Linked DNA regions of Homo sapiens: region 2 is linked to region 1. A link is an interaction called in ENCODE POLR2A ChIA-PET data of the cell type or tissue named here. Cell type or tissue: GM12878. All regions are shown on one strand. Links, peaks and the distances in the headings refer to the core of each region. The heading gives the core; the rest is flanking DNA.

Region 1 (15,831 bases), core at 2,201-7,200:
GTTACCTGCCACTGGGACCAGCAGGTGAAGCGTTGCAACATAGCCCCCTCCATCATCCTTCACCTCCTATCCCCCACTCCAAACCAGGACGACCTGCAAGGTCCCAGCCAGCAGGACACCGTGGGCACTCTGGCAAATGAAAAAATGGAACCTGGTCTTGAGCTGAATCAATGTGTTATTGTTACCCCCACCCCCGGTTTACCTGATCAGTGTTAACCTTTACTGGGACACTCATCTGTTACACTGGAACACCTTCTTCTTTTTGTCAATCGGCACAGACCACTGTAAGGAAATGCAGTGTGTTGCAGTGGCCTTTTCTCCCCCTCACCTTCTAAGGTCAGCTCTAGCTGAGCATCAGTGCTCTCTTAAGGAGGAAAAAAACGGTGCGGCTGGGAGCGGTGGCTCACGCCTGTAATCCTAGCACCTTGGGAGGCCGAGGCGGGCGGATCACTTGAGGTCAGGAGTTCCAGACCAGCCTGGCCAACATGGTGAAACTCCGTCTCTACTAAAAATACAAAAATTAGCCGGGTGTGGTGGGGTGCGCTTGTAATCCCAGCTACTCGGGAGGCTGAGGCAGGAGAATTGCTTGAACCCATGAGGTGGAGGTTGCGGTGAGCCAAGATGGCACCATTGCACCCTAGCCTGGGCAACAGAGCAAGACACCGTCTTAAAACCAAAAGTTAACCGGGCGTGGTGGTGGGTGCCTGTAATCCTAGCTACTTGGGAGGCTGAGGCAGGAGAATTGCTTGAACTTGGGAGGTGGAGGCCAAGATTGTACCACTGTATTCCAGCCCGGGTGACAGAGCAAGACTGTGTCTCAAAAAAAAAAAAAAAATCCTGGCTGGGCACGGTGGCTCACACCTGCAATCCCAGCACTTTGGAAGGTCGAGGTGGGCGGGTCATTTGAAGTCGGGAGGTCGGGAGATCGGGAGCTCGAGACCAGCCTGACCAATATGATGAAACCCCGTCTCTACTAAAAATACATAAATTAGCTGGGCATGGTGGCATGCACCTGTAATCCCAGCTACTTGGGAGGCTGAGACAGGAGAATTGCTTGAACCCGGGAGGCAGAGGTTGCAGTGAGCCGAGATTGCGCAATTGCATGCCAGCCTGGGTAACGAGCAAAACTCCATCTTAAAAAAACCCACAAAAGGTCCTGGCCTGCAGTCAATCCCTGGAATCATTGTACCTTCCCTTGAGACCCGAAGTGGACTATTCCAACAGAACCCCCTCATCCTTGAGTCTATGGCACAACCCACTGGAATGGCACTACAGGATCTTTTCTGTGAATGTCCTCCAACCCCCCTTTCCGTGGTGGGAAATTTGATCCTAACTAGGGCTAATCCAGCCTGTCCTTCAGCCTCAGCCCCCTATTTTCCTGTCCTCAGAGTCCCTGGAGCTTGTACTGTGTGGCATGTCCTTTCTTGCCTTCCCCACCTTGCTCAGTAGCATTTCTCAGGGACCCAGTCGAATCCAAGCCCATGGATTCAATTGTCACATCCTTCATCTTCCATCCGTGTCTCCTAATCTGTGTGCTCTTGCTTTCTTTCCTCGGAGCTCTGGACTGACCCGACAGCCTGTCTTCATGTAGCAGTACCCTCCTGCCTCCATAGCCCCCGGTCCCACCCCCATCCTACCAATTAGGCCAGCAGTTGGCCTTAACTGCTTGATTAATTTCCTTGGACTGCCATAACAGATCACCATTGGGTGGTGAACTTGATGGCTTAAGTCCAACAGGAATTTAATTCACACAGTTCTGGAGTCCAGAAGTCTGAAACCAAGGTGCTGACAGGGACACGCTCCCTCTTCCAGCTCCTGGTGATTCCAGGCCTTCCTTGGCTCTGCCTGCAGCTTCACATGGCCTTTTCCCTCTTCTATTTTGTCTCTTACAAGAACACCTGTCATTGCATTTAGGGCCCATCTTAAGTTCAGGATGATCCCACCTCAAGACCCTTAATTACATCTGAAAAAACACTTTTTCCAAATAAACTGTCATAAGCACAGGTCCTGGGGGTTAGTATGTGGACTTGTCTGTTGGGGGCACACCATTCAAGCCATTCAGCCCACTATTCCTCCTCACCCCAAGAGTACGCTGGCGTCCAGGTGCAGTGGCTCACACCTGTAATCCCAGCACTTTGGGAGACCAGGGCAGGAGGGATCTCTTTGAGCCCAGGAGCTGAAGACCAGCCTGGGCAACATAGTGAGACCCCATCTCTACAAAAGTAAAATAAAAAATTAGCCAGGTGCGGTGATGCATGCCTGTAGTCCCAGCTACTTGGGAGGCTGAGGCAGGAGGATCACCTGAGCCCTGGAGGTCGAGGCTGCAGCGAGCCGTGATCGCGCCACTACACTCCAGCCTGGATGACAGAGTGAGACCCTTTCTCAGAAAAAAAGTACCCTGGGACTCCTGCCAACCCCGCGGGCCATTTGGCCTTCCTGCTAGCTGAGAGGAACAGTCTAGGAACCACCCTTTTCTACTGGGTTTCTCTTCCAGGATCTGCCACTGAAGCGGGAGGGGGTGGGTCCCAGTAGCCTGCAGTCTGTCCTTCCGACTGTAGCTCTCTCATTAGAGGAGCTGCAAGGTGATGAAGGCATCCTGAGGCTGTACCTGAACCACCATGTGGATCTCCACAATGGGTACAGAGCTTATTAAAATCAGGAGGGAAACTGGGAGGGTTCTGATGGGGAGAGGCCCAAGAGTCACCCTATGAGCTGGGGAAACTAAGGCCAGGGGTAAGCAAAGGGACTTGCCAGAGATGCCACAGCCAGTGAGGGGCTGACTGCCCAGGGTGGTGAAGTAGTAGGGGCAGAGTGAGAGGCTTGGATTACCCCAGCTGCAGAGTGAGGAGGGAGAGGCGATGGCTGAGCAGAGGCTGGGAGGGTGACGATCTCTACACAGAGGCCCAGACCATCCCAGAGGTGGCGTTGATAGTGGGAGACCCTCTCTATCCCCTCTCAGAGCAGCCCCAGATCACACCAGAGATCATAGCATTGTGTAAACTGGGTGACCATTCCACCTGGGCCCGCTTTTGGGAAGCTGCAGGTGAAAGTGGGAGGGCCGGGCTTTCCCCGACTTCCATCCTCACCTCCCTTCTCTAAAGAGGTAAAACTGGCCTGGACCAAGATCTGCCCAGATAGAAAGCCAAGAAACAGGTTCTGAAACTTTTCTTTTCTTCTTTTCTCTTCTTTTTTCTTTTCTTTTCTTTCGGAGACAGTCTAGCTCCGTCACCCTGACGGAGTGCAGTGGTGCAATCTCGGCTCACTGCAACTTCTACCTCCCAGGCTCAACCAATGATCCTGCCTCAGCTTCCGAAGTAGCTGGGATTACATGTGCCCACCACCCACGCCTGGCTAATTTTTGTATTTTAGTGGAGACGGGGTTTCTCCAAGTTGCCCAGGCTGATCTTGAACTCCTGACCTCAGGTAATCCGCCCGCCTCGGCCTCCCAAAGTGCTGGGATTACAGGCGTGAGCCACCGCGCCTGGCCTGAAACAGCATTTCAGTTCCTTCTGGAAGAGGGGGAGAAGCTGGAGCAGAGGGAACTGACCGAGTGGGTCCTGAGTGGGCTGTGTTTAAAACTGGGAGTGACCCAGGCCAGCTCACGCCTGTCATCCCAGCACTTTGAGAGGCCAAGGTGGACTGATCACATGATGTTAGGAGATCGAGACCAGCCTGGCCAACATGGCAAAACCCCGTCTCTACTAAAAATACAAAAATTAGCCGGGCATGTTGGCACATTCCTGAATCCCAGCTACTCGGGAGGCTGAGGCACGAGAATTGCTTGAACCCAGGAGGTGGAGGTTGCAGTGAGCTGAGATCGCGCCACTGCACTCCAGCCTGGGTGACAGAGTGAGACTCAACTCAAAAAAAAAAAACAGAGGTGGGAGTGTGAACACAGGCAGGAGCTCCAATTCCTGACCCCAGCGCTGTCCTGACCCAGATGGAGTGCTGCTCTCACATCTCAGAGACTTCGCACTCAGCCCTGCCCTGCCCTGCCCTGACAGGCAGCCAGTCATCGTGGGCAGCAGGGCCATCTACTTCCCCCACTGCGGCGTCAGGGGTGGCCAGAGTGTGTGGAAGTGGAAAGAACGTCCTCTCAAAATGCAAGAGGCCAGAGGATGGTTCACTGCTCGTGTGTTCTGCTAGCTAGAATTCTGTGTACCTTGTAATTTGGGGAGAGGGGTTAGAATAAATTTGTAAATGAAGCTGATTATCTTCAAGTTGATGCATTCTTTTTTCATATTTAAAAAGTCCTTGGGACTGGGCGCAGTGGCTCACACCTGTAATCCTAGCACTTTGGGAGGCCAGGGTGGGTGGATCACCTGAGGTCAGGAGTTCAAGACCAACCTGATCAACATGGTGAAACCTCGTCTCTACTAAAAATACAAAAATTAGCTGGGCATGGTGGTTGTGCACCTGTAATCCCACCTACTCGGGAGGCTGAGGCAGGAGAATCTCTTGGACCCGGGAGGCGGAGGTTGCAGTGAGCCGAGATCATGCCATTATACTCCAGCCTGGGTGACAGAGCGAGACTTCATCTCTAAATAAATAAATAAATAAATAAATAAATAAGGTCCATGTCAACCTTAGGAAAAATATCCTTTATTTATTCTTTCACTCAAAAAACTCACTGAGGTGGTCCCGCACCGGGACATGGACCCAGTGTCCTTGGTAGGGCGTCTCCCGCAAAAAAAAAAAAAATAAAAAAAATAAAACACAAAACTCACTGAGTTACCCACTCTCTGCCCCACCCTATGCTGGGGTCACAGTGGTGACAGAGACAGCCCCAGCCCTGCCGTCACCGGGTCTTACAGATGCTCACACGTACATTTCTTTTCCAGTGTTCCCTGCCCCACCCCATAGTTGTTTAGGAAGCAGGGGCTGGGCTGAATCCGGAATCCTCCCTCTGGAGTGACTCAGGACTATAAACCCATTCATCCCAGCTCACAAAACCCTGGGAGGTGCCCTGAGGGCTGTGCCCCTCCCATCTCCTGGCAGGCCCTGCTGTCCCTCTTGTTGGTTTCTCTGTAGGGCAGGCCATTGCCTGGAGGGAGGCAAAATGGCTGAGAGCCACCCCAGGAGAAAATGGGCTTTACATAAGCCCCAACCTGATCTATTGGCTCACGGAGCTACTCCTGGGCTGGTCGCTGTGTTGCTGAGTGGCAGGCTTGGGTCCCCCAGTGGCAATGGCTTGTAGCTGGAGTCGGTGTGGACAGAGAGAGGAGAAGCATGGCAACTCTGAGTGTACTGAGGATCAACTGCACCAGGCTCCATTCTAGTAGCTGGGAGCCAGTTGGGAGCAAGCAGAGGCCCTCACTGGAGCTGACATTCTAGTGCCAGAGACCGGCAATAAAGAAGGAAAGAGTGGCCAGGCGTGGTGGCTCACACCTGTAATCTCAGCACTTTGGGAGGCCGAGGCGGGCCAATCCCCTGAGGTCGGGAGTTCGAGACCAGCCTGACCGACATGGAGAAACCCCATCTCTACTAAAAATACAAAATTAGCAGGGCATGGTGGTGCATGCCTGTAATCCCAGCCACTCAGGAGGCTGTGGCAGGAGAATCGCTTGAACCCGGGAGGCGGAGGTTGCGGTGAGCCAATATTGCACCATTGCACTCCAGCCTGGGCAACAAGAACGAGACTCCATCTCAAAAAAAAAAGGAAAAAGCTAATCCAGCATAGGGTGATGAGGACTGAGAGGAATGGAGGCAGGGTAGGAGTTCCGGACTTACGGGCACCGCTGATCTAGACAGGTGGGCAGGGAGGAGGCAGCGCTTCAGATGGAGGGAGATAGGAAGAGGGCTGTGAGTATCTGTGAAAGTCCTAGGACAGATGTGGCCTTGGCCTGTTCCTGGAACAGCAAGAGTTTCTGGCTGTCAGAATAGAGCAGAGGCTCGCTGACCAAGGCCTTTGGGCCAAATCAAGGGGACCCTTGCTTCCTGTCTTTGTAAATAAAGACTTATTGGAACCCAGGCGCTCATTCGTTTGCATATTTTCCACAGTTGCTTTTGCAGTACAGTGACAGAGCTGAGTATTTGCACAGAGATCCTAGGGCTCTCGTACTCTCTGGCCCTTTACAGAAAAAGTTTACCATCCCCTGGAATAGAGTAAGCGAGGGGAGAAGTTAGGTGAGGGGGCCAGGCAAGCAAAGGCTGCCCCTTGCCTTGATTGGCACAACTGTGGAGGTCATCCCAGCTCTGGAGCCCCAACAGGATCACTCAGGCCTCTGCTTCCACCACATCTGGCTTCAGCTTCCCCCTCTGTGGAGTCCTCCCTCCCTCCCTCCTTCCCCATAGGAAATGACCCCAGTGCTCAGCAGTAACCCCCACTGCGCGCAGATCTCAGAACCTCCACCTCAATCTACAGCCACGTGCCACAATAAGAAGCAGAGTTTTAGGCCAGGCGCGGTGGCTCACGCCTGTAATCTCAGTACTTTGGAAGACCAAGGTGGGAGGATCACTTGAAGTCAGGAGTTCGAGACCAGCCTGCCCAACATGGTGAAGCCCCGTCTCTAATAAAAAGAATACAAAAATTAGCCGGGTGTGGTGGTGCACATCTGTAATCCCAGCTACATGAGAGGCTGACATAGGAGAATTGCTTGAGCCCAGGAGGTGGACGTTGCAGTGAGCCAAGATTGCACTACTGCATTCCAGCCTAGGTGCCAGAGTGAGACTTGGTCTCAAAACAAAACAAAACAAAAAATTAGCCAGGCATGGTGGCACACACCTGTAGTCCCAGCTACTTGGGGGGCTGAGGCAGGAGGATCGCTTGAACCCGGGTGTTTAAGGCTGCAGTGAACTGAGATCAGGCCACAGCACCTCAACCTGGGAGACAAAGTGAGACCCTGTCTCAAAAAAAAAAAAAAGCAGAGTTTATGTAATCCATCGTGTGCATATTTATACAATAATTTACAATTCTATGTATTTTAAAAGTGTATAATTCATATATTATGTGACACAATATATAATGGAATATAAAATATATATTTTATGTCATGTGTAACATAACATCATCTATTATATGTAGTGTATGTGCTTATGTACATATCATTGGAATGAAAGTTTCATTAAATAATTACCCTTAATATTTGCAGCCCGGTTTAATATTTCCTATTTTATTGTATTCCATTTCATGAAGAATAACTACAGATATATATGCATTCTATATACTTAATATATATTATAAACATATGAAACCCATTAAGTGTGTTCCATAACACATTGGATGATATGTTAATATCATACATTATGTATTATATGTCTTGTTAGAACAAGTTTCTCTGAATAATAATTGTTCTTATGTGTGATGGGCAACTTCGTTACTTTTTATTCTCCGTTATTTTATTTCTTAAAGAAAAGCATGGCCTGTCACACCTGTAATCCCAGCATTTAGGGAGGCCGAGGTGGGAGGATTGCTTAATCTCAGGAGTTCAAGACCAGCCTGGGCAACATGGTGAAACCCTGTCTCTACTAAAAATACAAAAAATTAGCTGGGCGTGGTGGCACACACCAGTAGTCCCAGCTACTTGGGAGGCTGAGGCAGAAGAATTACTTGAACCCAGGAGACGGAGGTTGCAGTGAGCCAAGATCACACCACTGCACTCCAGCCTGGGCAACAGAGTGAGACTCCATCTCAAAAAAAAAAAAAAAAAAAAGAAAAGCATGTACATATGATGTATGTATTATACAAACCTGTATAATGTGGGCTGCCTTGGGCCAGCATGAAGACTAACTTTTACTCTGGGAAGAGATTTTTAAGCTGGGATTACAGGTGTGAGCCACTGTGCTCAGCCTCTGGTTGTTGTTGTTGTTTTTTCCATTTGTTTGTTTCATTTTGGACAGGGTCTTGCTCTGTCACCCAGGCTGGAGTGCGGTGGTGCAATCACGGCTCACTGCAGCCTCAGCCTCCCAGGCTCAAGCAATCCTCCCATGTCAGCCTCCAGAGTAGCTGGGAATAGAGGTGTGCCACCACTACACTCAGCTAATTTCTTAATTTTTTGTAGAGATGGGGGTCTCTTTATGTTGCCCAGGCTGGTCAGGAACTCCTGGGCTCATGCCATCCACTCGCCTCAGCTCCCAAAGTGCTAGGATTACAGGTGTGAGCCACCACATCCAGCCCCTTTTTTCTCTGTTTTGAAGTAGAGGCCTATCCTGCCTTGTCTTGATTTCCTATTTTTTGTTTTTTTGTTTTTTTTTTTTTTGAGACGGTGTCTTGCTCTGTCGCCCAGGCTGGAGTGCAGTGGCGCCATTTCGGCTCCCTACAACCTCTGCCTCCCGGGTTCAAGTGATTCTCCTGCCTCAGCCTCCTGAGTAGCTGGGATTCCAGGCACCTGCCACCATGCCTGGCTAATTTTTGTTTTTTGTTTTTGTTTTTGTTTTTTTGAGACGGAATTTTCCTCTTGTTGCCCAGGCTGGAGTGCAATGACACGATCTCGGCTCACCACAACCTCCGCCTCCTGGCTTCAAGCGATTCTCCTGCCTCAGCCTCCCAAGTAGCTGGGATTACAGGCATGGGCCACCATGCCCGGTTAATTTCCTATTTATTTATTTATTTATTTATTTATTTATTTTGAGACGGAGTTTTGCTCTTGTTGCCCAGGCTGGAGTGCAATGGCATGATCTCGGCTCACTGCAACCTCCACCTCCCGGGTTCAAGTGATTCTCCTGCCTCAGCCTCCTGAGTAGCTGGGATCACAGGTGTGTGCCACCACGCCCGGCTAATTTTGTGTTTTTGGTGGAGACAAGGTTTCTCCATGTTGGTCAGGCTGGTCTCGAACTCCCGACCTCAGGTGATCCACCTGCCTCGGCCTCCCAAAGTGCTGGGATTACAGGCGTGAGCCACTGTGCCCAGCCGAATTTTGTATTTTTAGTAGAGACGGGGTTTCATCGTGTTGGCCAGGCTGGTCTCGAACTCCCGACCTCAGGTGATCTGCCTGCCTTGCCGTCCCAAAGTGCTGGGATTACAGGCGTGAGCCACCGTGCCCCGCCCCCATCATCCCTTTTTATGGCTGAATAATAGTCCATTGTGAGGCTAGACCACAATTTGTTTATTCATACATCTGTTGAACGTTGGGGTTGTTTCCTCCGCGTGGTGGCTATGAATAGGGCTGCTATGAACGTGCATGTAGCTTGCAGTCTTTTTAGGCTTAGATCATTTGTCTCGAGAGCAGTGAAGCATCATGGGAAGGGCATGGGCTCAGATCCCAAAATGCCTGGAATCAATCCCTAGCTCTGCCTCATACCAGTTGGATGAGCTTGGGCAAGTCACTGGGTATCTTGTGCCTGATAACAGAACTTCCTTTGTAAGTTTATTATGAAAGTGAATCAATTAATACATGCAAAACACTTAGGAAGTTGCTTAGCACAGAGTGAACGGTTGCAAAATGACTCTGCATTGCCAGCAACAGGAACCTTCCTGGGCTAACTGAAGCAGAAAAAGAACTTACTGGAAGGATATCAGGTAGCTCACTGGAGGCTAAGAAAACCAGCAGGAACCTTGAGAGGTTTACAGTTAGAGATGCCGATGCTGTAACAGAGACCCCATATGTGTAATGATATTGAGTGAACGAGTTTACTTCTTGCTCCTAAAATAGTAACGTTGGCCAGTTGCAGTGTTCACACCTGTAATCCCAGCACTTTGGGAGGCTGAGGCGGGAGGATTGCTTGAGCTCAGGAGTTAGAGAACAGCCTGGGCAACATAGCAAGACTCCTCTTCTACAAATAAAAATAAATTATAAAAATTAAAATACAGCTGGGCGCAGTGGCTCACGCCTGTAATCCCAGTACTTTGGGAGGCCAAGGTGGGCAGATCACTTGAGGTCAGGAGTTCGAGACTAGCCTGACCAACGTGGTGAAACTCCATCTCTACTAAAAATGCAAAAATTAGGCGTGGTGGCGTGTGCCTGTAATCTCAGGTACTCCGGGGGCTGAGGCAGGAGAATCACTTAAACCCAGGAGTTGGAGGCTACAGTGAGCCGAGATCACGTCACTGCACTCCAGCCTGGGCAACAGAGCGAGACTCTGTCTCAAAAAAAAAAAAATTAAAAATAAAAATAGGCCAGTTGTGGTGGCTCATGCCTGTAATCCCAGCACTTAGGGAGGCCAAAGCTGGAGGATCACGTGAGCCCAGGAGTTTGAGACCAGCCCCTGGGCAATATACAGAGACGCTATTTCTTCAAAAATACAAAAGTTAGTCAGGCATGGTGTCATGCTCCTGTAGTCCCAGCTACGAGGGAGGCTGAGGTGGGTGGGTTGCTTGAGCTGGAGAGTTGGAGGTTGCAGTGAGCCGAGATCATGCCACTGCACTCCAGCCTGGGCGACAGAGTGAGACCCTGTCTCAAAAATAAATAAATAAATAAATAAACAAACAAAATAAGACAAAACAGTGAAGTCACGCGCTGGGCATGATAGCTCACACCTGTAATCCCAGCACTTTGAGAAACCAAGGTGGGCAGATTGCGAGGTCAGGAGATCGAGACCATCCTGGCCACCATGGTGAAACCTGTCTCTACTAAAAGTACTAAAATTAGCCAGGCGTGGTGGCAGGTGCCTGTAGTCCCAGCTACTCTGGAGGCTGAGGCAGGAGAATCACTTGAACCAGGGAGTTGGAGGCTGCAGTGAGCCAGGATCGCACCACTGCCTGCCCTCTAGCCTGGCGACAGAGCGAGACTCCGTCTCAAAAAAAAAAAAAAAAAAAAAAACAAAAAAACAGTGAAGTACTGTACCACATAATGAGGTTTCTGTCCACAACAAACCGCATATACAACAGTGGTCTCATAAAATGATACCACCGTATTTTTACTGTACCGTTTCTATGTTTGGATGTGTCTAGACACGCAAGTACTTACCATTGTGTTACAACTCCTGCAATTTTCAGTACAGTCACATGCTGTTTAGGTTTATAGCCTAGGAGCAGAAAGCTCTACCACATAGCCTAGGTGTGTAGCAGGCCACACTATCTAGGTTCGTGTAAGCCCACTCTGTGATGTTTGCACAATGACAAAATCACCAAACAATGCATTTCTCAGAATGTGTCCCTGTCATTAAGCAGTGCACGGCTGTACTAGCCGGGAACAGGTTGGCAGGGCAGCCCTCCTCCACACAGTCATTCAGGGACTCAGGCTGTTGCAGCTCTGCCATCTTCAGTGTGTTTATTTCAAGGTCACCCTGGGGTGGTCTTCATGAGGACCACAGCATGGCTCATATGGACCAGGGCTGGAAGTAGCCGGCTTCACTTGGCTGGCTTATTTTTCCTAGAACTCGGTGCCCTGACCACACCTAACTGCACCTAACTATAGTCCCTGGCTGGGCAGCCACTTCCCAGCAAGGAGCCTGTCTGTTGGGTTGCAGCGAGCATGAAGCACTCAGGGACTCCAAGGTCAGAGGGCTGTCAGCACCATGGGTACCACCCCCTACCACTGCCGTGGACCTACTCCACACCCTAACATGGATCCTAGGGGTCTCTTCGTATCCTTGAAGCCTTCCCCAAGATTTCAGGTTCAGGCTGGGTGTGGTGGCTCACACCTGTAATATCAGCACTTTGGGAGGCCAAGGTGGGAGGATCGCTTGAGCCCAGGAGTTCAAGACCAGCCTGGGAAACATAGTGAGACCCTGTTTCTATAAAATGTTTTAAAATGCGCCAGGTGTGGTGGTGTGTGCCTATAGTCCCAGCTACTCAGGAGGCTGAGGCAGGAGGTTTGCTTGAGCCCAGGAGGTCGAGGCTGCAATGAGCCATCATTGCACCACTGCACTCCAGCCTGGCTAACAGACTGAGACTCTTTCTCCAAAAAAAAATTTCTCTTATTTATTTTGTTTTATTTTTTAGTAGAGACCAGGTCTCCCTGTGTTGCCCAGGCTAGTCTCAAACTTCTGGACTTAGATGATCCTCCTGCCTCAGCCTCCCAAAGTGCTGGGATTACAAGCCTGAGCCGCTACACCAGGCCCCAATTAAATGAGGGGTGACTCTGTATCCAGTCAAGAACAATGGACCTCCCAGACCCCCCTATAGTACAGGATGGCTATGTGGCATGGGGGCTCTGTAAAATCTAGTGGCTTTTCCATAAAAAGTGACAGATTAGACACACACTTCCTCTGACACCCCCTGCCCTCACCTCCTGTGTAGAAGGAGGCTGTGATGCCGAGGGGCAGCAGGCATCTTTTGGGCATGTGGCTAAAAGCCCCATAATGAGGAGGGTAGGGATTGAACGAGAAGGAGCCTGGGTTCCCAGTGACATTGTATGGCAGCCTTCTGGTTGTGGGAGAACAGTCCCCATATGGGGAAGCCATGGGTTTCTCCAGTTTCTGTTGCAGGCTGTTCCTGACTCAGACTAACAGCAATGGCGCTTCCCCAATGCAACAGAGGGGTTTAGATGCTGGAAAATCAAAAACCTCAGAAGTACAGACATTCATTCCTGAGGTCCTGAGTTTGGTGGGATCCACTTGGGCCCAGCATAGAGACTGTGAACCCCCACCCATCCTGCCTATGATTCATGACAGCATTTGCCAATTCCAGTGAGAGAGGTCCTGGACCCCGGTGTTCTGGCTTTTTTGCTTGTTTTTTTTTTGAGACGGAGTCTCTCTCTCTCACCCAGGCTGGAGTGCAGTGGTGCCATCTTGGCTCACTGCATTCTCCGCCTCCCAGGTTCAAGTGATTCTCCTGCCTCAGCCTCCCAAGTAGCTGGGATTGCAGGCGCCTGTCACCACGCCCACCTGACTTCAGGTGATCCGCCCGCCTCAGCCTCCCAAAGTGCTGGGATTAGTATGAGCCACCGTGCCTGGCCCCCTTTTTTTTTTTTTTTTTCTTTCTGAGACAGGGTCTTACTCAGTCACCCAGGCTGCAGTGCAGTGGTGCAGTCACAGCTCACTGCAGCCTCAACCTCCCAGGCTCAAGCGATCTTCCCACTTCAACCCCCCAAGTAGCTGGGGCTACAGGTATGAGCCACCGTGTCCTGGCCTGGTTTGTTTGTTTAAACAGCAAGGCATAATCTACACACCATGAAACTCACCCTTTGTTTTATTTTATTTTTTATTTTTTATTTTTTATTTTTTTTGAGACAGAGTCTCGCTCTGGCACCCAGGCTGGAGCACAGTGGTGCGATCTTGACTCACTGCAATTTCTGCCTCCTGGGTTCAAGCGATTCTCCTGCCTCAGCCTCCCGAGTAGCTGGGACTACAGGTGCACGCCACCACACCCGGCTAATTTTTGTATTTTTAGTAGAGACGGGGTTTCACCATGTTGGCCACGATGCTCTCAATCTCCTGAGCTCGTGATCCACCTGCCTCGGCCTCCCAAAGTGCTGGGATTACAGGCATGAGCCACTGCGCCTGGCCGAAACTCACCCATTTTAAGAGTACGATTTGATGATTTTCAGTAAACTGACATGGTTATGCAACCATCTCCACATTCCAATTTCAGAACATTTCCATCATCTCCAAAAGATCCCTCACATTCATTTGCAGTGACTCTCCATTCTCCTTCCTTCAGCCCCTAAAAATCACTGATCTACTTTCTGCCTTAATAGATTGCATTATTTGGGACATTTAATGTAAATGGAGTCATACAATGCATGGTCCATTTTATTGCATGAATATCTCATTCCTTTTTTTTTTTTTTGAGACAAGGTCTGGCTCTGTCGCCCAGGCTGGAGTGCAGTGACGCGCTGTCTGCTCACTGCAACCTCAGCCCCACCCCCGCCCAGTAGCTGGGATTACAGACATGCACCGCCACGCCCGGCTAATTTTTGTGTTTTTTGGCTGGGTGTAGTGTTCATGCCTGTAATCCCAGCACTTTGGGAGACAGAAGTGGGTGGATAGCTTGAGGTCAGGAGTTTGAGACCAGCCTGGGCAATATAGTGAGACCTCATCTCTACAAAACATACAGAAATTAGCCGAGCGTGGCAGAAAAAATAAAAATATTAAAACTTTTTTGTGATGTTTTTGTAGAGAAGGGGTTTCGCCATGTTGCCCAGGTTGGTCTTGAACTCCTGGGTTCAAGCGATGAGTAGCCTCCCAGAGTGCTGGGAATACAGGTGTGTAAGCCACTGCACCTGGCCTATGTTTAACTTTTTAAGAAACTGCCAAACTACTTTCCAAAGTGGCTGCACCATTTTACATTTCCGCCAGTGACATGCGAGAGTTTTGTTACCCTACAACTGATATAGTTTGGCTCTGTGTCCCAACCCAAATCTCATCTCGAGTTGTCATCCTCATGTGTTGAGGGAGGGAAGTGATCATGGGGGTGGTTTCCCTTATGCTGTTCTCCTGATAATGAGTGAATTCTCATGAGATCTAATGAATTTTAAAATGGCAGTTTTTCCTGCCCTTTCACTTCTCCCTCCTGCTGCCTTGTGAGGAGGTGCCTGCTTCCCCTTTGCCTTCTGCCATGATTGTAAGTTTCCTGAGGCCTCCCCAGCCATTCAGAACTGTAAGTCAACTAAACCTCTTTCCTTTATAATTACCCATTCTCAGGAATTTCTTTATAGCTGTGTGAAAACTGACTAATACAGAAACTTTGGAAGCATTAGTGGTTGTTCACTGTTTTGACTATAGCCATTCCAGTGGCTGGGAAATGGCATCTCATTGTGAATTTGACTTGTATTGCTCTACTAACTAATGTGTTGAGCATCTTTTCTTTTTTTTTTTTTTGAGACGGAGTCTCACTTTTTTGCCCAGGCTGGAGTGCAATGGCACAATTTTGGCTCACTGCAACCTCCGCCTCCCAGGTTCAAGGAATTCTCTTGCCTCAGCCTCCCAAGTAACTGGAATTACAGGCACACGCCACCACACCTGGCTAATTTTTGTATTTTCAGTAGAGACAGGTAGTTTCACCATGTTGGCCAGCCTGGTCTCGAACTTCTGACCTCAAGTGATCTGCCCACCTCGGCCTCCCACAAATGCTGGGATTACAAGTGTAAGACACCGTGCCTGGCCTCACTTGCTTTTTTCTTGAGATAGGGACTCACTCTTTTGCCCAGGATGTAGTGCAGTAGTGCAATCACAGCTCACTGCAGTTTTGATCTTCCAGGCTCAAGCAATCCTCCCCCCTCAGCCTCCTGATGAGCTGGGACCACAGGCATACACCACCACACCCAGCTATTTTGTGTGCGTGTGTGAAGATGGGGTTTCACTATGTTGCCCTCAAATTCCTGGTCTCAAGCAATCCTCCTACCTTGATCTCCCAAAGTGCTGGGATTACAGGTGTGAGACTCCATAGCTAGCTAGAATCTTTTTTTTTTTTTTTTCAGGTGGCATTTTTTTTTTTTTTTTTGATATGGAGCCTAGCTCTGTCCTCCAGGCTGGAGTGCAGTGGTACCATCTCAGCTCACTGCAACCTGCAACCTGCACCTCCTGAATTCAGGCAGTCCTCCCGCCTCAGCCTCCTGAGTAGCTGGGACTACAGGCACACACCACCACACCCAGCTAATTTTTATTGAAAACATATATATTATGAAATATTGCAGACATACAGAAAACAATATAATGAATAACCTTGTACCCACCACTTAGAATTAATAGAAATGAACATTTTGTCCTCTTTGCTTTGGTTTTTAAAGAGAGAAAGCTGAAGCTACAGTTTAGTCTCGTCATTCTCCCTCCCTGCTCTGGCACTCGGGAGGCTGAGGCAGGAGAATCGCTTGAAACCGGAGGGCAGAGGTTGCAGTGAGCCGAGATCGCACCACTGCACTCCAGCCTGGGCAACAAGAGCGAAACTCCATCTCAAAAAAAGAAAATAAAAGAAAAGAAAAAGATACCATCCTCTTTTGTGAGTCAAGTCCTTCTCCACTAGGTTCTCTACCCTTCCCCTTTTGATTGGCAGGAGGTATCTGTATGTCCTAA
Region 2 (14,100 bases), core at 1,347-6,346, 120 kb before region 1:
ACACATTTGGAGAGGGACCCTCCCAACTCAGATAAACTGTGGAGAGTGTAGGAGATAGGAAATGGACTGAGAACTTCCTGGTCCCACCAGAGAAGCAAGATTCCCATTTGGAGGAACGGAAGGAGGATGCCCACCTGGTTCCACAGCGCAAGGGCCTGGTCCCCAAGGTAGGGGCCAGGTCGAGGTAGCAGACGGTCTCGGCTGAGAATGGCCGCAGCTCGCAGCATGAAAGACGTGAACAGGTTGATGTGGATATAGTTTCTAGTGCAATGTAGCCGCCTAGGGGAATTTGGAAGGCAGTGTGGGGGCCCCTGGAGAGCTGTCCTCAGCCACACAGAGTTCTATTTTTTTTTTTAAACAGGGTCTCACTCTGTCACCCAGGCTAGAATGCAGTGACACAATCAGGGCTCACTGCAGCCTCAACCTCCTGAGCTCAAGCAATCCTCCTGTCTCAGCGCCCCCCTATAGCTGGTACCACAGGTGCACCACCAGTATGCCTAGCTAATTTTATTTGTCGTAGAGACAAGGTTTCACTATATTGCCCAGCCTGATCTCAAACTCCTGGGCTCAAGCGATCCTCCTGCCTTGGCATCCCAAAGAGCTGGGATTACAGGCATCAGCCACCGCTCCCGGCCACACAGAGCTCCTTTAACCACCCCCACTGCTCCCCATAGAACCACCAGTGGATAGCTGGACCTGGTGGAAACAGACCACCCCATCTTACTGGACAAACTGAGGCCGAGCTCACATCTCTGCCGCCACCACTCAGGGTTAAGGTCCCACCTGAACAAACTCAAGATGAGCAGGGCTAGCAGCAGTGTGGCGAGAGACAGGGAGTAGCCGACAGTGTACATGACCTGCAACCGCTCCAAGATGAGCCTTTGGTCCTGGTCGGGGCAAGAAGGGGAAGGGAACAAGGCTTGGCTCGAAGCCCCAGGCCCAGAGAGAGACTGGAAGGACCTCTGCTCTTTGTTTCTGCCCAAATACCCTATTTTATCTTGGGGAACTGCTTACCCTTATTTGAGAAGGGCTGACTCCACCCTTCAGCTCCAGGGCACGAGGCATGTGACCAGCCAACCAGAGATTTTTTTTTTTTTGAGACATGGTCTTGCTTTGTTGCCCAGGCTGGAGTGCTCTGGCAGGATCATGGTTCCCTGCAGCCTCGCCCCCCAGGGCCCAAGCGATCCTCCCACCCCAGCCTCCAGAGTAGCTGGAACTACAGGTGCGTGCCACCATGCCCAGCTAATTTTTGTATTTTTAGTAGAGACGGGGTTTCACCATGTTGGCCAGAATGGTCTCAATCTCTTGACCTCGTGATCCGCCCGCCTTGGCCTCCCAAAGTGCTGGGATTACAGGCATGAGCCACCACTCCTGGCCAAATTTTTATATTTTTTGTAGAGATGGAGTTTCACTATGTTACCCAGGCTGGTCTCAAAATCCTGCGTTCAAGCAATCATCTTCTCAAAGTGTTGGAATTATAGGCATGAGCCATTGACCTTGGCCCAACTACAGCATTCTTTTTTTTTTTTTTTTTTTTTTTTGAGATGGAGTCTCGCTCTGTTACTCAGGCTGGAGTGCAGTGGCACGATCTTGGCTCACTGCAACCTCTGCCTCCTGGGTTCAAGCAATTCTCATGTCTCAGCCCTCTGAGTAGCTGGGACTACAGGTGCATACCACCATGCCCAGCTAATTTTTGTATTTTTAGTAAAGACGGGGTTTTGACATGTTGGCCAGGCTGGTCTCAAACTCCTGACCTCAAGTGATCCACCCTCCTTGGCCTCCCAAAGTGCTGGGATTACAGGCGTGAGCCACACCACCCGGCCATCTTATTCTTTTCCATCACAGAAGGCAGTACATCTTTCTCTCTTTGAAGCAAGTCTGAGTTGAGTTTCTCTCACTTACAACCCAGAGGTCTGAACAGTCCAAGGGGTTTCAGGCCCTGCCTGAATCTACTGCCTTTCCATCTCTCCCTGGACTCCTAACCTGAAGCCCTCACCTCTTCTTACCAGAAAGGCCTCATTCTTCTCTGGGTTCTCACATTGTGTATGGTCTCTCCAAAGTCCCCATTGGCCATCACTGCCACACTGGCGGAGGACGAAACCTGCAGCCACTGTGGGGAAAGAAGAGAGGGAATTAAGGCACACAGAGAAAGAGATAAATACAGAAAGACAAACTGTGAGACAATAACAGAGAGGGAGAGAGCCGAAGTGGTGATGATGATGATGATGATGATGATGATGATAAACCCTTATATGGCATGTTATTTGTATTAATTTAATATTCATACTAGCCCATGGAATTAGTAATATCCTTAACCTAGTTCTACATATGGGAAAATTGAGGTACAAAATGTTAAGGCTGGGCGTGGTGGCTCACACCTGTAATCCCAGCACTTTGGGAGGCCAAGACAGGTGGATCACAAGGTCAAGAGATCGAGACCATCCTGGCCAACATGGTGAAACCCTGTCTCTACTAAAAATACAAAAATTAGCTGGGTGTGGTGGCGTGCGCCTGTAGTCCCAGCTACTCAGGAGGCTGAGGCAGGAGAATCGCTTGAACCCGGGAGGTGAGGTTACAGTGAGCCGAGATCACGCCACTGCATTCCAGCCTTGCAACAAAGCGAGACTCTGTCTCAACAACAACAAAAACAACAAAAGTTAAATAGGCCTGTAATCCCAGCGCTTTGGGAGGCTGAGGTGAGAGGATCCCTTGAGGCCAGGAGTTTAAGACCAGCCTGGGTAACATGGCAAGACTCTGTCACTGCCAATTTTTTAAAAAAAATTAGCTGGGTGTGTTAGCGTGCGCCTGTAGTCCCTGCTATTTGGGAGGCTGAGGCGGGAGGATCGCTTCAACCCAGGAGTTCCCAGGCTGCAGTGAACTATGATGCTGCCACCACATGGGTGACAGAGCCAGACTCTGTCTCAAAAAGAAAAAAATAGGTTAAATAAATAAAGTGTCTGAGGCGACATAGCTAGTTAGGTTAAGATGCCCAGAGACTGACAGACTCAGGAAAAGGAGACAAAATAAGAATCCTGTGGTGGCCGGGCGCGGTGGCTCATGCCTGTAATCCCAGAACTTTGGGAAGCCAAGGCCGGCGGATCACTTGAGGTTAGGAGTTCGAGACCAGCCTGGCCAACATGGTGAAACCCTGTCTGTACTAAAAATATATATATAAAAAAAAAGCCGGGTGTGGTGGCGCGCGCCTGTAATCCCGGCTTCTGTAATCCCGGCTTCTCGGGAGGCTGAGGCTGGAGAATCGCTTGAACCCGGGAGGCGGAAGTTGCAGTGAGCCGAGTTCATCCCACTGCACTCCAGCCTGGGCGATAGAGCGAGACTCCGTCTCCAAATAAATAAATAGAAAGAGATACGGAGACAGAGAAGCTGCGTTATGTGAGATAGGCAGGGTTGGACAGACAGGAGAAACCCAGCCTGCCGGAAAGGAGTAGGGGGCAAAGAGGAGCAGGAGAGGGGTGCAGGTGAGCTGTGGGACTCGGATGTAGGTGTCTGGGGGCAAAGGTTAGCAGTTGTTTGTGTCTGGGGAGGGCTCCGGGCCCAGGGAGCACCTCACCATGGTGGTGCCAGGGCAGGTACCAGGGGCAGGACGCACGGGCAGTGGCATTGGGTGCAGCATAGTCCCAGCAGACGTACATATCGAAGGACCCGTTACAGGCGAGGCCTGGGGGTGGGCACGGGGGCCAGGTGCCCAGTGGACCTACTGCGCAGTGGGCCAAGTGCTACTGCGCAGTGGGCCAAGTGCTTCTCCGCAGTGGGCCAAGTGCTTCTCCGCCGGCCACACCAAGCCCGGCTCTAGCCCCGCCCACTCGGAGGGCGTTCCGTCCCGGCTCGGCCACAAGCTCCTCCCACCAGCCTCAAAGCTCCGCCCCTCCTCCCGGCCCCACTCTGGGCTCCTCCCACCAAACAAGTCCCCGCCCCAGATCGTCCCACCCGGAAGGGCCCTTCCCAGTCTCCATCCCAAACCCCGCCCCCTTCAAGGTTTATTTCTGTGCAGGCCCCGCCCAAGGCTCCTCCCATTTCAAGCTTCCTCCCAGGCCTCCCCCAGGAACCGTGGTCCCGCCCCAGTTCCCACCATGCTCAGGTCAGTCCCCGGGCCTCTCCAGCCCACAGCGCCCCGAGATTTCTTCCCCGCCCGTCAGCCCAAGGCCCATCCCAAGCCCACCCCTCTCAGCCTCAGGTCCTCCCCGCGTCCCCAGCCCTCCTGGTCACACCTGAAGGCGGTTCCGCGGCTGCCAAGGTCTCCTGGCACTCCCTGCGGTACCGTTCCCAGCGCTGGTACAGCTCCCCCGCCGTCTGCCCCTTAGAGCCTGTCTAGGAAAAGAAAGAAGGGAGGACCCCCCCAGACCGACCCCCGCTCCCAGGCTGCTAGGTCCATGTGGCCCAGAAGCGCCCCAGAGAGACTTTGAGGGTCTGTTGCGTGTTGTTCGGGAGTCTTGGGTAGCTTGGAAACCAGTTCCAAGTCTTGGGGTGGGGTGCCTGGAAGCCACCCACTGGAGTTGCTATGGGAGACTGAAAACCTTCAAGAAAATTGGGGAGGGGGTGGCTGGAAATTATCAGGAGGACTTGTTGGGGGAAGAAAAGGGAGTGGAAACGATAATCAAAACTCGAATCTGGGCCCGGGCGCGGTGGCTCACGCCTGTAATCCCAGCACTTTGGGAGGCCGAAGCGGGTGGATCACTTGAGGCCAGGAGTTCGAGACCAGCCTGACCAACATGGTGAAATCCCCGTCTCTACTAAAAATCCAAAAATTAGCCAGGCATGGTGGAGTGCGCCTGTAGTCCCAGCTACTCGAGAGGCTGAGGCGGGAGAATCGCTTGAACCCGGGAGACGGAGGTTGTAGTGAGCCGAGATCATGCCACTGCATCTCAGCCTGGGTGACAGAGTGAGACTCCGTCTCGAAACAAACAAACAAACCACCACCCAACAACTTGAATCTGGGCAAGCGGGACAGTCTTGAAACTCTCTTTGCGCTGAGGGAAGCCTCCCCCCCCCACCCCGAGACAGAGTCTCACTCTGTCACCCAAGTTAGAGTGCAGTGGCGCGATCTCGGCTCACCGCAACCTCTGCCTCCCGGGCTCAAGCGATTCTCCTGCCTCAGCCTTCCGAGTAGCTGGGATTACAGGCGGCCGCCACCACGCCCGGCTAATTTTTGTATTTTTTTTAGTAGAGAGGGAGTTTCACCATGTTGGCCAGGCTGGTCTCGAACTCCTGGCCTCAAGTGATCCACCCGCTTCGGCCTCCCAAAGTGCTGGGATTACAGGCGTGAGCGACAGCGCCCTGACGACGGAAGCCCTAAAACCGTCCCCATACCTCCCTCCAAGCCTGGAGCTCCTCTGGCTCCTCGCTTCCTCACCTCCGCCCTCTGGAGCAGCAGCCCGCACAGTGAGAGCCGCAGCAGCAGCTGCAGGATCGGAGAGGTAGTCATCGTGAGGGCGGCGAAGGGTCTGGTTCGTGCAGGGGCGATCAGGCCTGGAGGGTCCCAGGGCAAGGTCAGCACCTCTGCCCTCCTACTCCAACCCCAGCGTCACCCCGCCTCAGGGATTCACACACAGGGGCAGACGGCTGGGGAGCCGTATACACGCGGGACTCCGAGGCAGCGCACCCGCTCCCGCAACTCCCAGGCGTGATGATCTGGGGGGAGGGAGAGGCACGCGGAGTGGGTGGAACTCCGGTGGTGGGCGGGGCCCCTTAAGTGATTCCCCGGCCTCCCCTGACTGTTGTTGGGGCAGCAAAGGTGGAAGGGGGGGGTGTTTGCTGAGCGGGCGGTTGCCCTAGAGCTACGCTGGGCGGAAGTGTCAGTGTCACCGAAGTCTGGACCTACAGACTCCTGGGAACCCGGGGACCGCCTTGGAGAGGAGGGGGTAGAAACCGTCAGCCTAGACCCCTTTTCTATGGGGAACTGAAAAACTTGAAGGTTTTCAGTACCCCCTAGTGGGGTACTTGAAACGCCCATCTGAGTTCCCACAGCCTGGTGGAGAACTTGAAACGCCCATCCGAGCTCCCACTCTCCAAGCCCAAAGGGTTTTCTAGCACACATAGGAACCTGACCTTACAAAACTTTCCCCGCTGGGGGTAGATAAAGCCCAGAGTAAGTGGAACAACCCTTTCCCAGCATCCAAATACTTAGGGACTAGAGAAGCGACAGATCCGGGGTTAGATGTGCAGATGCCTGGAAATCGGTCTAACGCCCGACACCCACTCACCCGCGCCCCCGCGGCTCCACGTAGAGAAAGACGGAAGCAGAGAGGATCTCAGGTCGAGCCTCAGAAGGACAGACAACGGCGTCACAGACACAAGAGACAGAAATGTAAAGACTGAGAGGCGCAGAGACGGAGGGACAGAATGAGACCCCCAGCCAGAGACCAGAGAAAAACAAACAGAGAAAGAGACGCAGATGTGGGCTAGGAGACAAAGAAGAGGCAGAGACGTGGAGGGAGACAGAGCAGGGGAAAGAGAAGTTATCTAGCAGCTAACCAGAGATGGAAACACGCAGACAGAGACATCAAGAGACAGAGATGAGCAGAGATGGTGGTGGGCACAGAGACAGAGAGACAAAGGCAGGGCAGAGAAGCAGAGAGGGAGAGTGCCAGAGACTTGAGAGGTCAAGGGGGGGCAGGGAGAATGGGCTGGGATTGGGGAGCCCTCACCTGTCCCCAGTCCTGCTCCTGGTCACTTGCTCCTGCAGCCCCTGCCACCGCTGCCTCCAACTGCCTTGTCTCGGCTCTGGGAGAGGTGACAGGCGCTGGCAGCCCGGGGTGATGGGAGGGGGCGGGGCCAAGGCGGGACAGGGAACGGAAGCGGGGAGCTCTGGGGCAGAGAGCCGAGCAGGGGGCAGTCATCAAGGTCATGAGGGAGGGCAGTTACTGAATTGTCCTTATCGTCCTGAGGACCCCTGCACCAAGTGTGTACAATCTCTCATGCTGTCCCACCCACAGGTACCCGCCCCCACCGCCACTCATTCCCAGAGCCTCAGTCACTCAATCAAACATGCAGTGTCACACACAATCCCATAGGCTGAGCCATGGAAAGGCACAGTCACAGAACCTCACAAGCTGTTACTCACACAGTCACACATTCAGTCACACCCATACAGTCCCATGGTCACACCCAGACAGCCACAGTCTCTCACTCACAGGTGGACAGTCATCCACTGTGACACACAGTCATGTACCCAGGGCTATGGACTCCTGCACACACACAGTAACGCTCACAGTGTCTCACAGTTCCAACAACACTGTCAATCACCCACACATTCACGCAATCACCGGGTTTCATCACAAACACTGTTGCCCTGCTAGCCTGTGTGGCCCAGGAGGGTAGAGCCAGGACATCTGGGTCACCACTGGGTCCCCAAAATCGTTAAGAGCAGGGGTTCAAGGAAGGATTGTCATGAAATAAATATACGCAGTATGCAGTTGTGTGGTTACTCGCAGACATAGAATTTTTTTTTTTTGAGACAGAGTCTTCCTCTGTTGCTGAGGCTGGAGTACAGAAGCATGATCTCAGCTCACTGCAACCTCCGCCTCCTGGGTTCAAGCAATTCTCCCACCGCAGCCTCCCAAGTAGCTGGGATTCCAGGCACACACCACCACAACCGACTAATTTTTGTATTTTTAGTAGAGACGGTGTTTCACCATGTTGCCCAGGCTGGTCTCAAACTCCTGACCTCAGGTGTTCCACATGTCTTGGCCTTCCAAAGTGGTGGGATTACAGGCGACAGCCACCACACCCGGCCCATACAATCCTTTTTACATTTTATTTATTTATTTATTTATGAGAGTGGAGTGCACTGGAACAATTATAGCTCACTGCAGCCTCCACTTCCTGGGCTCAAGGGATCCTCTTAACTCAGCCTCTTGACTAGCTGGGACTATGGGCATGAGCCACCATGCCCCACCATTTTATTAAAAAATAATTTCAACTTTTTTTTTTTTGAGACAGGGTCTCACTCTGTCACCCAGGATGGAGTGCAGTGGCGCCATCTTGGCTCACTTCAACCTCCGCCTCCAGGGTTCAGGAGATTCTCCTGCCTCAGCCTCCCGAGTAGCTGGGACTACAGGTGTGTGCCACCACACCCAGCTAAAATTTTTGTATTTTTAGTAGAGATGGGGTTTCACCATGTTGGCCATGCTGGTCTCCAACTCTTGGCCTCAAGCAATCCTCCTGCCTCGGCCTCCCAAAGTGCTGGGACTACAGGGATGTGCCATCACACCCAGCCTCAACTTTTATTTATTTATTTATTCATTTATTTTAATTCATTTTATTTATTATTTTTTCTAGACAGGGTCTCACTCTGTCACCCAGGCTGGAGTGCAGTGGCGCCAACTTGGCAACCTCTGCCTCTTGGGTTCAGGCGATTCTCATGCCTCAACCACCAGAGTAGCTGGGACTACAGGTGTATGCCACCACGCCTGGCTGATTTTTATATTTTTAGTAGAGATGAGGTTTCACCATGTTGGCCATATTGTTCTCCAACTCCTGGCCTCAAGTGATCCTCCCGCCTTGGCCTCCCAAAGTGCTGGGATTACAGGTATGAACCACCGCGCCTGGCCTTAACTTTTATTTTAGATTCAGGGGGCACATGTGCAGGTTTGTCACGGGGGTGTATTGCACGATGCGGAGGTTGGGGGTATAAATGATCCCATCATCCAGGTAGTGAGCATGGCACCCAACGGGTAGTTTTTTAACCCTTGTCTCCTTCCCTGCCCCCTCTAGGAGTCCCCAGTGTCTGTTGTTCGCATGTTGGTGTCCATGTGTACCCAGTGCTCAGCTCCCACTTATAAGTAAGAGCATCTGGTGTTTGGATTTCTGTTCCTTTGTTAATTCACTTAGGATACTGGCCTCCAGCTGCATCTGTGTTGCTGCAAAGGACTTTCCTTTCCTTTTCCTCTCCCCTCTCCCCTCTCCCCTCCCCCCTCCCTTCCTCCCTTTCTCCCTTTCTCTCTTTCTTTCTTGGGATGGAGTCTCACTCTGTCGCCCAGGCTGGAGTGCAGTGGCACGATCTCAGCTCACTGGAACCTCTGCTTCCCAGGTTCAAGCAGTTCTCCTGTCTTAGCCTCCCAAGTAGCTGGGATTACAGGCGCCCGCAACCATGCCCGGCTAATAATTTTTTTTTTTTTTTTGGCCGAGTCTCCCTCTGTAGCCCAGGCTGGAGTACAGTGGCGTGATCTTGGCTCACTGCAATCTCCACCTCCCGGGTCCTGGTTCAAGCAATTATCCTGCCTCAGCCTCCCGGGTAGCTGGGATTACAGGCACGCGCCACCATGCCCAGCTAATTTTTGTATTTTTAGTAGAGACAAGTTTTCACCATGTTGGCCAGGCTGGTCTTGAACTCCTGACCTCGTGATCCTCCCGCCTCAGTCTCCCAAAGTGCTGGGATTACAGGCGTGAGCCACTGTGGCTGGCTTTTTTTTTTTTTTTTTTTTTTAGAAGAGATGGGGTTTCACTATGTTGGCCAGGCTGGTCTCAAATTCCTGACTTCAGGTGATCTGCCTGCCTCAGCCTCCCAAAGTGCTGGAATCACAGGCATGAGCCACTGTGCCCGACTCTTTTTTTTTTTTGAGACAGAGTCTTGCTGTGTCACTCAGGCTGGAGTGCAGTGGCGTGATCTCAGCTCACTGCAAGCCTCGCCTCCCAGGTTCACGCCATTCTCCTGCTTCAGCCTCCCGAGTAGCTGGGAGTACAGGTGCCCGCCACCATGCCCGGCTAATTTTTTGTATTTTTAGTAGAGACGGGGTTTCACCGTGTTAGCCAGGATGGTCTCGATCTCCTGATCTCGTGATCCACCCGTCTCGGCCTCCCAAAGTGCTGGGATTACAGGCATGAGCCACCGCGCCTGGCCTTTTTTTTTTTTAATGTCTTATTATACAGTCTTTTTATGACACAAGCTGAAAGTCACACACAATGTCATGCAACCACACCCATTAACACCGTCACACACTCACACACTTCACAGTCACCCACAGAGTCCTCAGTCACATTCCAACAACACACATTCCCCAACTGTCATGAGGCAAACACTCTCACACCGTCACCCTCACCCCCACGGTCACACTGAGTGACATGGTCATACAGACTCACAACTCTCCCTTAGTCTCACCCATATTCACAAGTCACATACAGTCATATACATGTCACGCACACAACCTCACTGTCCCATAGCTGTGCACGTCACAGTGACTTGTCACACCCTGCAATCCCACCTCCCACAGTCACGCACAGTCACACAGGTGCACACAGGGTCACACACACCATCGTGTCACAATTGCACACTAACCCATAGCCTCACATGGTCTCATCATGACAGTCGCCAGTGAATCACACACATTCTCTGCTGTCTCTACTTCCAGTCTGTTCCTTTGCCCTAAATATGGGGAACATCTGTACGTGACTGGGGGTGGGGGACAGGCTCAGAGCCCAGTCCCAGCTCCCAGCTCTCATCTCCTGTTAATACAAACTCCAATTCCTGCACATTAATCATACAATGGACATTTGTGAGCATGCACTCCCCTGGGACTCTAAGTGGGACAGAGGCGAGTCTGCCCATTTTGTAGAGGAGAAATTAAGGCCCAGAGGCCCCAGGAGGGACAGGGAGTAAGGGGTGGCATGAGGTCTGCACCAGAGGCTGGAAGGAGACAAGTCTCGGGGGAGGCGAGGGTTCTCGCTTCCTGGACTTAGGCTGCCTCCCCGCTCTCTGCCCCACATTCCTGGTGCCCTCCGGGTCCTGGGAAAGGCTCCTGTCCTGGAGTGGAGAGGGAAGGGGGTCTGAGATTGCCCAGCACCTTGGGAGAAGTTTAGGTTGGAAGGGAGTCTCTCCTTGGCCCCAATGAGGGCCTGAGGTCACTCCACAGAGGAAGGCAGTGAGGGGTGGGGAGGCTGTAGAGGGGGAAGGGAGAGGCTGGCAGGGAGGGGGAAGCAGTGGAGAGGAAATGAGCTGGTGGTGTGAAACAGGAAAAGGAGCTAAGAGCCTAGTGTGGTGGCTTACACCTGTAATCCCAGCACTTTGGGAGGCCAACATGGGAGGATCACTTAAGCCCAGGAGTTGGAGACCAGCCTGGGCAACATAGCCAGATCCCGTCTCTAAAAAAAAAATATTTTTTTTTTTCAGTTTTCCAATTAAAAAAAAAAATTTACCTTAAGTTCTGGGATACATGTGCTGAACGTACAGGTTTGTTACATAGGTATGCATATGCCATGGTGGTTTGCTGCATCTATCAACACGTCATCTAGAATTAAAAACAAAATTTTTGTTTTTTTTGAGACAGAGTTTCACTCTGTCGCCCAGGCTAGGGCAGAGATTGCAGTGAGCCAGGTTCAAGTGATTCTCCTGCCTCAGCCTCCCGAGAGGCTGGGATTACAGGCACCTGCCACCATGCCTGGCTATTTTTTTTTTTTTGTACTTTTAGCAGAGTTGGGTTTTCACCAAATTGGTCAGGCTGGTCTTGAACTCCTGACTTCAGGTGATTGGCCTGCCTCAGCCTCCCACAGTGCTGGGATTATAGGCATGAGCCACTGCGCCTGGCCAATTTTTTTTTTTTTTTGAGATGGAGTTTTGCTCTTGTTGCCCAAGCTGGAGTGCAATGGCACGATCTCGGCTCACGGCAACATCTGCCTCCTGGGTTCAAGTGATTCTCCTGCCTCCGCCTCCCAAGTAGCTGGGATTACAGGTGCGCACCACCATGCCCAGCTAAGTTTTTGTATTCTTAGTAGAAATGGGGTTTCACCATGTTAGCCATGGCTGGTTTCGAACTCCTGACTGCAGGTGATCTGCCCATCTCGGCTTTCCAAAGTGCTGGGATTACAGGCGTGAGCCACCGCGCCCGGCCTCTCAACATTTTTTTTTTTAATTAGCCAGGCATGGTGGTGGTGCGCCTGTGGTCCCAGCTACTTGGATGGCTGAGGCAGGAGGATTTGCTTGAGCTCAGGAAATTGAGGCTGCAGTGAGCTGTGATGATCGCGTAACTGCACTCCAGCCTGGGTGACAGAGTGAGATCCTGTCTCAAAAAAAAAAAAAAAAAAAAAAAAAAAGAAATCAAGGACCAAGAAAGATCTAGAGTGGGAGGCAGATAAAGACAAGAAGAGAGGCCAGACACAGTGGCTCATGCCTGTAATCCCAACACTTTGGGAGGCCAAGGCGGGCGGATCACCTGAGGTCAAGAGTTTGAGACCAGCCTGGACAACATAGTGAAACCATGTCTCTACTAAAATACAAAAATTAACTGGGTGTGGTGGTGCACACCTGTAATCCCAGCTGTTGGGGAGACTGAGGCAGGATAATTGCTTGAACCTAGGAGGCGGAGGTTGCAGTGAACTGAGATTGTGCCACTAAACTCCAGCCTGGGCGACAGAGCAAGACTCTGTCTCAAAAAAAAAAAAAAAAAAAAAAAAAAGCAAGAAGAGAAAGACCAAGAGAGAGAGACTACAAGAGAGAGACTAGAAGAAACAGAGAGAGAGAGAGAGAGAGGGGGAGAGAGAGACAGAGAGAGACAGCGACAGAGAGAAACACACACAGAGACAAACAGACAACACAGACACAGATAAGAGGGGGTGAGGGAGAGAAGCCAAGAAAGAGAAAACAGGGACTGAGCCGGAGAGAGACAGAGAGGCGCGGTGGGTCACACCTGTAATTCCAGAGCCCTGGGAGGCCGAGGTGGCTGGATCACCTGAGGTCACAAGTTGGAGACCAGCCTGGCCAACATGACGAAACCCCGGCTCTACTAAAAATACAAAAATTAGCCGGGCGTGGTGGTGGGCGCCTGTAGTCCTAGCTACTCGGGAGGCTGAGGCAGGAGAATCGCTTGAACCCGGGAGGCAGAGGTAGCAGTGAGCTGAGATCGTGCCTCTGCACTCCAGCCTGGGCGACAGAGCCAGACTGTCTCAAAAAAATAACCAGGGCCGGGCGCGGTGGCTCACGCCTGTAATCCCAGCACTTTGGGAGGCCGAGGCGGGTGGATCATGAGGTCAGGAGATCGAGACCATCCTAGCTAACACGGTGAAACCCCGTCTCTACTAAAAATACAAAAAATTAGCCAGGCATGGTGGTGGGCGCCTGTAGTCCCAGCTACTTGGGAGGCAGAGGCAGGAGAATAGCATGAACCCGGGAGGCAGAGCTTGCAGTGAGCCGAGATCGCGCCACTGCACTCCAGCCTGGGCAACAGAGCGAGACTCCGTCTCAAAAAATTAAATAAATAAATAACCAGAAAAGGCCTGGTGCGGTAGCTCACGCCTGTAATCCCAACACTTTGGGAGGCCGAGGCGGGTGGATCACGAGGTCAGGAGATCGAGACCATCCTAGCTAACACGGTGAAACCCCGTCTCTACTAAAAAACAAAAAATTAGCCGGGTGTGGTGGCGGGCGCCTGTAGTCCCAGCTACTCAGGAGGCTGAGGCAGGAGAATGGCGTGAACCCGGGAGGTGGAGCTTGCAGTGAGCTGAGATCGCGCCACTGCACTCCAGCCTGGGCGACAGAGCAAGACTCCATCTAAAAAAAAAAAAAAAAAAAAAAAATCCAGAAAAGAAACTGCGAGATGGAAAGGCTGAGTGAAAATTGCTTGAGCCCGGGGAGGGGGTCGAGGCTGCAGTGAGCTGTGATCATACCACTATACTCCAGCCTCGGCAACAGAGGGAGACCCTGTCTCAAAAGAAAAGAAGGGCAGGGGAGGGGAGGGGAGGGAAGGGAAAAGAAAAGAGGAGAGGCTAGGTGCCGTGGCTCACGCCTGTAATCCCAGCACTTTGGGAGACCGAGGTCAGGAGTTCGAGACCAGCCTGACCAACATGGTGAAACTCCATTTCTACTAAAATACAAAAGTTAGCTGGGTGTAGTGGCGCGTGCCTGTAATCCCAGCTGCTCGGGAGATTGAGGTGGGAGAATCACTTGAACCTGGGAGGCAGAGATTGCAGTGAGCTGAGACTGCACCACAGCGCTGGGCATCAGAGTGAGACTTCTGAAGACAGGATGAGGAGTCAGGGGTGGGTAGATGCCTGGTCTTCTGCCCACCTCAGCCCTCCTGGGGTCCTCTGTTGTCTCCCAGCGTCTGCAAAGGGGCTGGCTGCACAGGCTCCCTCCAGCTGCGTTGCTCATGGCTT

What was found. ChIA-PET counts read pairs that join two places held together with the same protein. Peaks named below come from ENCODE experiments on the same cell type or tissue, not always from the same donor. Only the 100,000 strongest peaks of a DNase experiment are listed, where the experiment ranks them.
Region 2: POLR2A ChIA-PET joins it to region 1 with 11 read pairs; 6 of 35 experiments call an interaction of 5 or more read pairs at or near these places.

The regions. Positions count from the first base shown.
Region 1 is chr19:45,537,532-45,553,362 of GRCh38, reverse strand. It overlaps OPA3 (outer mitochondrial membrane lipid metabolism regulator OPA3), which reads left to right. Exons shown (of 2, transcript NM_025136.4): 2 at 1-7,082. Among named protein-coding and RNA genes, the nearest start is that of VASP, 38 kb to the right of the region's middle. RefSeq lists an enhancer at 1-342. In GM12878, for the core only: no CTCF peak of the experiment used is centred there; no DNase peak of the experiment used is centred there.
Region 2 is chr19:45,660,861-45,674,960 of GRCh38, reverse strand. GIPR (gastric inhibitory polypeptide receptor) reads right to left here and starts at 6,740. Exons shown (of 14, transcript NM_000164.4): 1 at 6,663-6,740; 2 at 5,369-5,484; 3 at 4,227-4,326; 4 at 3,569-3,676; 5 at 2,007-2,110; 6 at 784-887; 7 at 135-279. The coding sequence starts at 5,440. It overlaps MIR642A (microRNA 642a), which reads right to left and starts at 33; the gene lies at 1-33. MIR642B (microRNA 642b) reads left to right here; the gene lies at 1-29. RefSeq lists silencers at 4,007-4,056, 4,087-4,266, 6,696-6,855 and enhancers at 3,586-4,104, 4,105-4,623, 6,036-6,315. In GM12878, for the core only: no CTCF peak of the experiment used is centred there; DNase peaks (open chromatin) are centred at 3,960 and 5,850; H3K4me3 peaks cover 2,310 bases; H3K27ac peaks cover 2,043 bases.